2 separate regions of the Homo sapiens genome follow, and region 1 is linked to region 2. A link is an interaction called in ENCODE POLR2A ChIA-PET data of the cell type or tissue named here. Cell type or tissue: OCI-LY7. All regions are shown on one strand. Links, peaks and the distances in the headings refer to the core of each region. The heading gives the core; the rest is flanking DNA. Region 1 overlaps BLMH (bleomycin hydrolase). Region 2 overlaps TMIGD1 (transmembrane and immunoglobulin domain containing 1).

Evidence for each region. ChIA-PET counts read pairs that join two places held together with the same protein. Peaks named below come from ENCODE experiments on the same cell type or tissue, not always from the same donor. Only the 100,000 strongest peaks of a DNase experiment are listed, where the experiment ranks them.
Region 1: POLR2A ChIA-PET joins it to region 2 with 10 read pairs; 6 of 35 experiments call an interaction of 5 or more read pairs at or near these places.

What each region holds. Positions count from the first base shown.
Region 1 is chr17:30,272,944-30,278,326 of GRCh38, reverse strand. It overlaps BLMH (bleomycin hydrolase), which reads left to right. Exons shown (of 12, transcript NM_000386.4): 7 at 4,130-4,285. Among named protein-coding and RNA genes, the nearest start is that of BLMH, 16 kb to the left of the region's middle. In OCI-LY7, for the core only: no CTCF peak of the experiment used is centred there; no DNase peak of the experiment used is centred there.
Region 2 is chr17:30,320,803-30,326,185 of GRCh38, reverse strand. TMIGD1 (transmembrane and immunoglobulin domain containing 1) reads left to right here. Exons shown (of 7, transcript NM_206832.3): 4 at 1,092-1,370. Among named protein-coding and RNA genes, the nearest start is that of TMIGD1, 11 kb to the left of the region's middle. In OCI-LY7, for the core only: no CTCF peak of the experiment used is centred there; DNase peaks (open chromatin) are centred at 2,145, 2,755, 3,105 and 4,245; H3K4me3 peaks cover 2,708 bases; H3K27ac peaks cover 5,000 bases.

The DNA of each region.
Region 1 (5,383 bases), core at 291-5,290, 48 kb after region 2:
TATAATCTCTTGTGTTCACTGTTCAGTATCTTTTTGTCCTGGATGCCAAGTAGATCTTGTGAGAAGCAGGTGACACTCCAGTGTTGCCCACCAGAGAGCAGAGTTGGATATCTAAAGCTCACTGCCCAGGGAATGTTATTTCAGAACTGCAGAGTCTCTTATCAAGAAAATATAGTATCAGAGACCATGGAAATTATTCTTTGGAGCATTTTTTTTTAATGAGAGCTTATTTAATTAACTATTGTTATTTGGCTCAGAGTCAGATATTCCTTCCAAAGTGTTACAGACTGACTTAAATATTAATGACTTTGGATAATTTATAGTCATGGTAAACAAATAGTATAAAACAATGCAACATGTCTCAAGTTACAAAGTTTTACTAGAATCTAAAAGAAATATCACCCTTATCCTTATTTATGCCTTAATTATATTTTTATTAAAATTCAGATTTATAAAATATATGTGAAGGGCATAAGCATTGTTTTATAAAAGGACTCACTATAGAATTCATTTAGATAGCAGAAATGCATATTTCCTCTAATGTATTTGGGAGAAGGAGGAATTTAACACTTTTTACTTTAAACAGGGAGTCAAGTACATAATAAGGTATTTTGCAAATTATAGTGTAAAACATTTGTATTTATCTTTAGAATATGTTTAAAAGTAACCAGAAATTCACTTAGTTATCTTCATCTTAGTTGGGCCTGGCATTGCCTCTCCTTTTTTGGCCAGGGCCTGGCTGAGCTGAATTTACCACCGTTGGATAACTGAGAATTGATTGAAATGGTTCCACTACTACATGTAGATACACATGTAACAGTAGTTACTAGTTGAAAATACACATCATTTAGGTCTTTAAAACCTTTCTAATCTAAGTATGTTCTGACTGTACACCTTCATTGTCATTGACTTGACCATAGTTACCAGTGGCAATGTCTTCTTCATAATGACAGATGCCTAAAGTTGTCATTTGTAGCCTTGGCACTGAGTAAATACAAAATGAATGTGAATCCCAAACAGAGCTCATTAATCCTTGGCTAGAGTAACTCAATTACGGTTGCTTATGTGATACTCTGCCTCCTTTCTGTGGTAGAAACCAACTTGGGAAGGATATAACGTTAAAAGAGAGATGGTTTAATGACTAGATGTTCAGGCTCGTAACACACACAGTAAATCTTAATAAAGGAAGGTTCTCTCTTGGAAAACAGAACAAAACAAAATGACAGGCAAGCATAACTTCTTCTCTAAGTTAACTTGCTTCTGTTAAGATAGAATCACAGCAGTGAACAAATTGCTCATATACACAGCAATGTGTGTGAATCTCACAGACATTATGTCAGCCAAAGGAAGCCAGACACAAAAGATAATGTGTTCTATGAATACTTTTATACGAAGTTAAAGGACAGGCAAAACTAATCAATGGTTATAAAGTAAAAACAGTGGTTATCTGGTGGAAGTTGTGGGTTACTTAACAGCAAAGGAGCCAGAGAACCTCCAGAGCCTGGAAATGTTATGTATATTGATATGAATGATGGTTACATGGGTATATATGTATGTTTTTAAAAAACGAATTGTTAGTGTGTTTTACACACTAAACATATGTTTTGCCTAAGTTAAAAAGTAAGAAAAAGGAATTAGGTCACGGAGTTTGGATTTGTTATGGGAGGTAATAGGGAAACATTGGATCTTCAACAGGGACGTGAGTTGAGAAAAGTAGTGCTTTTCAAATTCTCCTGTGGTGATATGGAGAATGGAACAATGTTCAGATCAACTGGTGTATCTGTGTCATGTCGCCAGCACTGCTAGATGCTATAAAGGACACAAAATATCCATGATCTGGTTCTTATCTTTAAGAAGTGTATAATCTTTTATGGGAGACAAGTTATATGAAATCTAGAAAGTTACAGTAAATGGTAAATAGATGGAGTTTTGGAAACAACATATTAAAGTCAGCCCTAAGTTCAAATCCTAATTCTGCCATTTACTGGCTCTATGACTTCAGGAAAGTGATTTATTTCCCTGAACCTTGATATCCTTATCTGTAAAAGGGGGATAATATCCACCATCTTTGTTGAGAGGCTTAAGAAATATGGTAGTGAAAGATAGTACAGCAAAGTAGACGGTCAGTACATCTTCCCTTTTTAAATCCTGTAGCCAAGGAGCAATATTTTGTTGTTGTTGTTGTTTTTGACAGCATGTGACCTCAGTTTAGATTGTGGTTTTCCACTTGCTGGCTGTGTGACCTTAAGTAAATTACTTGGTTTCTTTGTGTCTCAATCTCTGATTTAAAAAAAAAAGGTGAAGGGGAAGTGGAGGGAAATATACCTTGAGAGGGTATTATGAGAATTACGTGGACCTAGCAAATACATAGTATCTAGCACAATATAGGCACACTTGGTAAATATAAAATCTGTTTCTGTTGAATGTGATAGCGGATAGAAATGTGTAGTATAAATAATGCAGGTAATAGATGATTGGATCAGGGTGGTGACTGTGGGTGCAAAAGGGACAGGCAGATCATAGTGTTATGTTTTTAAAAAGACAAGGACATTTGATATAGAAGATAAAATACTTTCTTTATTCTGTCCTTGTGCAGGGTGTATCTCTTTTTCTATTTTTGCATTGCTTTCTTTTTTTTTTTGAGATGGAGTCTCGCCCTGTCCCCCAGGCCAGAGTGCAATGGCATGATCTCGGCTCACTGCAACCTCTGCCTCCTGGGTTCAAGGGATTCTCCTGCCTCAGCCTCCCGAGTAGCTGGGATTATAGGTACATACCACCATGCCCAGCTAGTTTTTTTGTTTTGTTTTGTTTTGTTTTCTTTTGTATCTTTAGTAAAGACAGGGTTTCACCATGTTGGCCAGGCTGGTCTCAAACTCCTGACCTCATGATCCACCTGCCTCAGCCTCCCAAAGTGCTGGGATTACAGGCGTGAGCCACTGTGCCCAGCCTTGTTTTTGCATTTCTATAAAATGAAAATAATATAAAGTATATCCTTGGATCGTAATGATGTTAACTTGAAGGTGTTGTGACATCATTAGAAAATATGTTGTCTCACAACCCAAAAAATTATACCTTATTACTAAAAGTCACTCCTCTTCTTTTTATTTTTGAGACAGGGTCCTCACTCTGTCACTCAGGCTGGAGTGCAGTGGTGTGATCTCAACTCACTGCAACCTCTGCCTCCTGGGCTCAAGTGGTCACCCCACCTCAGCCTCCTGAGTAGCTGTGACCACAGGCACAGGCCACCACGCCTGGCTAGTTTTTGTACTTTTTTTTTTTTTTTTTTTAAACCATGACTCAGCCCTCAGGAGATCCTGAGAACATGTGCCCCTAATTTTTGTATTTTTTGAGATAGGGTCTTGCTCTGTCACCCAGGCTGGAGTGTAGTGGCACGATCATGGCTCACTGAAGCTTCTGCCTCCTGGGCTCAAGCGATCCTCCCTCCTCAGCCTCTTGAGCACCTGGGACTACAGGCATGAGCCACCACGTCCAGCTAATTTTTTTCTTTTTTAAGATGAGGTTTCACTATGTTATCCAGGCTGGTCTTGAACTCCTGGGTTCAAGGGATCCTCCAACCTCAGCTTCCCAAAGTACTGGGATTACAGGCATGAACCACTGCACCTGGCCCTCCTCTTCTAGTAATACTTTTAACAGGCATTGTCATCCAACTCCAGCTGAAAAATTAGTTACTTTCCTATGACTAGAGACCCCTGTTGTAATAAGGAAAACATCAATGTATAAAGGGAAGGAAATCCATTTATAAAATTTGTCATTTTTTGGTTACTTGAAAAATAATCAGAGCAGCAACTCAGATCTTGCTGGGTATCAATGGTAGACAGATTCTTGGCTAAGGAAGTTTAAATTTTCAGGACAAGTACTAAGCACTAAATGTTAACATTTCAGAATCGCATTGTTCACAGTGTTTATTTGAGAACTCATAAGTTGACTGATAACAAATCTCAGACATCGGCTTTCCAGTTTTTGACGCAGTATTAGATTTCTTGTGAAATTTTTAGCTTGAATTTAGCCACTAACTTCTTGTGTTTCCTAAGCTTAAGGAAAATGAAGAGGTGAAAAAAATAACATTTCCCCCTAACCATTGCTCGCCTTTCCTCCTCCTCTCTTCCAGATATTCCGAGTGGTGTGCATCTGTTTGGGTAATCCACCAGAGACATTCACCTGGGAATATCGAGACAAAGATAAAAATTATCAGAAAATTGGCCCCATAACACCCTTGGAGTTTTACAGGGAACATGTCAAGCCACTCTTCAATATGGAAGATAAGGTTGGTGAATGGCACTGGTAGTCACTGGCTGTTTACTTTCAAATGGCTGTTAACCACAGGGAATTGTATAAGATTCTTGGTTAGCATGTATGAGTATCAAACTAGACAGCAAACAAACATTTTTCCCCACTTCCTCTGAAGTATTTTATGCAGCTAATGAAGTTGGTGGTGCCAGGATTTATCAGCTTTTCCACAATGTTCCTCTTCAGAGACTTTTTAAACTGTAAGCCAGCAGTCATTTTAATTCCCACATGCGCCCCTGTATAGGACCAGAATCATTCTCAAGTGCAAAACAATGAAAGTGTGTTGGGTATTTCTTATCGTGGATTCAGAGCACTTTTGCACTGAGGTCCCCTCGGGGAACTCTCCTGTTGAAGGGAGTAATCTTAGTTTTTCCTGTTCCCTTTAGGTCTTCCTCATCTGCCTAGTAGGAGGATCAGAGCCTCTTCCTTTTATTGGCTTCTTGATCCTCTTCCAAGCAGATGCCTGTCTTGTAACTTGAGAACAGGGGCCTTGTGATTAGCTCTCCAATTTTTCTTACTCAGTGCATGTTATTTTTCAGAATGAGTTTTGAGGGCCGGGTGCGGTGGCTCATGCCTGTAATCCCAGCACACTGGGAGGCTGTGGTGAGTGGATCACCTGAGTTCGGGAGTTCGAGACCAGCCTGGCCAACATGGTGAAACTCCGTCTCTACTAAAAATACAAAAATTAGCCAGGCATGGTGGCGCACATCTGTAATCCCAGCTACTTGGGAGGCTGAAGCAGGAGAATCACTTGAACCTGGGAGGCGGAGGTTGCAGTGAGCCGAGATGGCGCCATTGCACTCCAGCCTGGGCGACAGAGTGAGATTCTGTCTCAAAAAAAAAAAAAAAAAAATTGCTTTTGGAGCAGTTCTTGCTAGTAGGAAAAACAGGTAGATGCACCTCCTAATTGTGTCTCTTACGCGAATTAGAATAAGCAAGGACCTCTCTCACATGTATTTTGCCACCTTGTGTTTCTTTGTTACTTAACAATGTGGCTGTAGTACTTAGCTTGTAGGCAGAGATGATGAGCTTGATGGAAACATGAACCTAGAGGAGAGCTGTGTGTTGCTTGACA
Region 2 (5,383 bases), core at 213-5,212:
TTCCTTCCTATCTGAATACCATATAACATCCTTGTTGGATATGATACAGAATTCGAGCTCATTCCAAAGAGCAACAAAATGTCATTCTTCTGAGAGAGTTATTAATAACACAGCCTACTCAGGGTCTAATTATTCAGTGTGCAGATTATACAAGCTCCTTTTTCCTCCTTCTCCGTCTCTATCTTTTTCCTAGTTCCCACTCTCCAACCATTTCATTACTATTCTGCACTTCTGCCAGAATATGCACAGTGATAGATGTGTTGACTGTCTATGGGTCTACAACTGCCCTTATTGTAGAGGAAAAAAGGAGTTGCTCACACACAGGGATGAGAGGGACTCACTTGCCTTCCACAGATGCCAGAGTTCTCATGCTTAGAACACCTTCTGGGAGGAGGACATTATTTCTAGAGCACCACTGAGAAAACGCAAAGATGCATTGGTGAATATGTTACCAAGGCAATGGTTCGATAAAATGCAAAAACAGACGGTGAGAGTAACCCTCAAAACCACCACCACCGTAATAATAATAGCGGCTAGCACTGTGGCAAATTCTTTACAGGGATTATTTTATTTAATCTTTACAGCATCTCAGGAGATGTATGATTATCCCATTTTTTTTTTACATGAGAAACAGAGGCCTTAGCAGTTAGTTAACTGTCTCAAAGTCACAGTAAACGGTGTAGATGGAATTAGATCTAATTGCAATGTATGTCTTCTTAATTTTGTACTGTTTTGTGCAACACTAGCACAGGTTGGTTTATTAATTCTCAGAGAAGAAAGACTCAAGGCTTATACTCTTGGGTAGTGTTACAAATTGTCTGCTTGTCATAGATCATTACTATATATATCATGCTCATAATCATATATTGTTTCATGGTTTGTCTTCTTCATCACATTAAAAGTTCTATGAGATTTGGAACTGGAAGTGTTATTTGCCCTTGTTACCCCAGTGCTTGTCACACCGTACGTATTTAATAAATTTTTGTCAAATGAATAAATGACCACATGAGATAGATTGAAGGAAGACTTTGAACTCTGACAGTGAACTATTGCTTATCTGCTAATTAAATCTAAATGCTTGAGTCTTGCAGTTCCTCCTCTCCTAAGTGGAAACGACTTCCAAACAGTTGAGGAAGGCAGTAATGTGAAGTTGGTTTGCAATGTGAAAGCCAACCCCCAGGCTCAAATGATGTGGTACAAAAACAGTAGTCTCCTCGATTTAGAGAAAAGCCGTCACCAAATCCAACAGACAAGTGAGTCTTTTCAGCTGTCAATCACCAAAGTCGAGAAGCCTGACAACGGAACCTACAGTTGTATTGCAAAGTCATCTCTGAAAACGGAGAGCTTGGACTTTCACCTGATTGTTAAAGGTAATGCTCTTTTTAAGTAATACCCAGCACAGTGCAAAACTCACACCAGATGCTCAGTGAATATTTCTGGTGACAATAAATGATAATAACGGTTATGATTAGGGCCAGGATTTTCTTTGGAGAATCATCCCCATCCAAGGATTTTTCCACTAAGAATCCTAGTCCATCCTTTCAGGGAAATCATGCCCATTCCATACAGGACACTGTTTTTTGAGCAAGAATCCTTTCTTAGAACCAAATATAGGAAACAATCCTGCTTGGCTTTTAGGGAAGAGTATTTCCATGAATTCTCCTGGGCAACAATGTGTGTAGCAACTGGACTTTTGAGTTCACAGCTTCATAACTAACAGAAGTAAAAAACACACAGAGAAGAGAAATTAGGACTAGATAAGAAAATGGATCCCTACAATCACTCCTAACTCAAATTCTAACCTGTAGGGTAATCAGCAGAGAGAGTAGGAAAAAATAAGGGGACAAAAAAGCCCTTTCTCTTGGATTCATGCTTCATCTACCCAGGGTTATCACCTCTACAATGACAGAACAAATGATGCTCTGTGGGGTTTTCCCTCCTCATATTTCTTGCTCATACAAAAAGAGAAAGGCAAAATACCTGGGGTAGCAGATGCCAAAAATGCTCATTCACACATGGTCTGCTCTCATGCTAGCACACCAGGAGCAGCCCAACAAGCTGAGACTCCCATATCTTGTTAGAACATTACTCACTTTGTCATTTGCCTCCCTGTACTCACTTATTGCCAGTCTTGTCAGTCACCAGGAAGCCAGCTGAACCCCTGCCAGAAGTGTTGTGGTGATGTAACCATAGGACATCTTATTTGCTTCCCCTTGAGGGGAAGAGTTATGGGATATGAAAAGAGTGGCTAGTGGGGAAGAAGACTTACTGGTGGTTGAATGCCCATCACTGTGATTCCTGGAATGATCAGTAATTCGTCCTGCGGAGCACTAACAATTGCTCAGGGGCTACTTGTTTTAAAAACCAAACCCACAAATATCCTGAATACCCATGAGATAGAAGCAGTGAAAAAGCTTTGTGGTTATTTACCTCCCCCAAGACCACAAAAGCATGGAAGGGTGGGCCTCATGCCCTGCCATCCTGACTATGAACACCACACTTGCAGGCCAGGGAATTATATCCCTCCTGGTTAAGAAGAAATCATAATTGCTCTGTGTCACATTAAAAAAAAGTACAGCTTATGTGGCAATCAGGATGCTAGCTTAGCAAATTGGCTTTCAGGTGGGCAGAAACTTGTTTTGGGTGGGGCTCTTCCAAACCAACTTGTTTTTCTTATTTCTTCTTGCTTAGCTACTTCCCACGGCTGGTGGCATAAATGCTCTGCTGCTGGGGCTTGGGCTAAATGCCAAGATTTTCATGAGCCCTCACCTGGCTTCACGGCTCAGTGAGGAAGTACCTAAATGAGGCCATGCAAAGCTACAAACGACATCACAGATCTTTTCTTGAGCACAAGATTTAGCCCATGTGTTGGGATTATTTAACCATGATGAATATAGGAGGGAAATATCAGGTCTGGTTACAAATGAGACCATAAAACAGGACAAGGGGAGAGGGGCAGTTATGTAATTACCCTTGCCAAAGTCTCTTTTTTCTTTCTTTTTCTTTTATTTTTTTGGAGACAGGGTCTCGCTCTGCCACCCAGGCTGGAGTGCAGTAGCGTAATCATAGTTCACTGCAGCCTCATCCCCCCAGGCTCAAGCGATCTTTCCACTTCAGCCTCCTGAATAGCTGGGACAGGTGCGTGCCATCAGAACCAGCTAATCAAAAAAATTGTTTTTGTAGAGAGGAGGTCTTGCCATGTGGATCAGGCTGGTCTTGAATTCCTGGGCTCAAGCAATCTGCCACCTCAGCTTCCCAAAGTGCTGGGGTTACAGGCATGAACCACCATGCCCCGACCAAAGTCACTTTCAACAGAAATTTGGAATCCAAAGCAAGCCAATGGGTAAGGTAGTTTACTTCGGTTTGTGTATAGAATAAGAGCTGTCAGCCAGGTGCAGCGGCTCACGCCTGTAATCCCAGCATTTTGGGAGGCCGAGGCGGGTGGATCAGGAGGTCAGCGGTTTGAGACCAGCCTGACCAATATGGTGAAACCCGTCTCTACTAAAAATACAAAAAAAATTAGCCGGGCATGATGGTAGCCACCTGTAATCCCAGCTACCTGGGAGGCTGAGGCAGGAGAATTGCTTGAAACCAGAAGGCAGAGGTTGCAGTGAGCCGAGATCGCACCACTGCGCTCCAGCCTGGGCAACAAGAGTGAAACTCTGTCTCAAAAAATAAATAAATAAAAATAAAAAAATAGAGTAAGAGCTGTCACATGTGGCTTCATTTTATCTGGCTTGGTAAAAATATTCCAACCTGTGACTGAATTCTGATTTCTTTTTCTTATTGTCCCACCTTTACTTCCCCTTTGTTTTGATATCTTGCAAATAGAGGGGCTCCCCAGTAAGGTTGACGGGCCTTTGGTGTGTCCCAGAGCTGGCTAGTACAGAACCAGGGCTTACTAGAAAAAGGCTCCCTGAGCAAAGTTTCTCCATAGGGGTGATATGACCCATACCTTCATGAGAATAATTTTTAGAAACAGCTAAGAGAGGGCAAAAATTTAATCCATTTATTTCCCAAAATTATCCAGAGCAGGAAATGATAAAAAGGTAGTTACAGGCTGGGTGGGATGGTTCATGCTTGTAATCCCAGGACTTTGGGAGACCGAGCGGGAGGGTTGCTTGAGCCCAGGAGTTCCAAAACAGCCTGGGCAACATATTGGAACCCTGTCTCTACATCAAATCAAAAAATTAACTGGGTGTGGTGGCACGCACTGGTAGTCTTGACTACTCAGGAGGCTGAAGTAGGAGGATCTCTTAAGCCCTAGAGGTCGACGCTGCAGTGAGCCATGATCATGCCACTGCACTCCAGTCTGAGTGACAGAGTGAGACCCTGTCTCCAAAAATAATTATAATAATAACTGGTTAGTGTGTTATACAGTTATGGGGACAGGGGAGATAAACCCTATTTCATAATCTTAAGGTATATAGGGATTGGGCTTTGAAATTAAATTTACCTAAAGTCACTTCTTCCCCTCTTCCCTGGTTTTTGCCCTTCACTTGCTAACTCATGACCCTGTTTCCTTTCTAATACTTAATCTGTAGTGTCTGTTTGTTTAATGTCTGTCTCCCTCACTAGAAGATGAGCTCCACGAAGGCAGAGGAGCCTTCTACACCTGTCCTATTTTTTGCAGTGCTGAACACAGTGCATAACACACATTAGTCACTCAGTAAATATTTGTTGACTGCACCTCAATCCATAAACTCAATTGTGCGATAAATAGCACATGCTCAATTTCCTTTAAATGCCTAAAATGTTACTTAAGCCATGACTGAAGCTCCTTCCCGTCGTTGGATGGCATCAGAATCCAGGGGCTTAGACAAGGTCACTTTAAAACCTTTGTTGAACTGAAGCACTTTTACTTTGTTACTTTTTTAAGAAACGGGGTCCTGCCAGGTGCAGTGGCTGATGCCTGTAATTGCAACACTTTGGGAGGCCCAGGTAGGAGAATTGCTTGTGGTCAGGAGTTCAAGACCAGCCTGGGCAACATACCCAGGCTCCATCTCTAAAAAAAAAAAAAAAGGGGTTGGCCAGGCATGGTGGCTCACACCTATAATCCCAGCACTTTAGGAGGCCAAGGCAGGCAGATCACTTAATGTCAGGAGTTCGAGGCCAGACTGGCCAACATGGCGAAACACTGTCTCTACCTAAAATACAAAAATTATCTGGGCATGGTGGTGTACACCTGTAGTACCAGCTACTTGGGAGGCTGAGACAGGAGAATCGCTTGAACCCAGGAGACAGAGGTTGCAGTGAGCCGAGATCAAGCCACTGCACTCCAGCCTGGGCGGCAGAGCGAGATTCTGTCTTAAAAAAGAAAAAAAGGGTCTCACTATGTTGCCTAGGGTAGAGAGCAGTGGCTATTGATAGGTGCAATCATAGG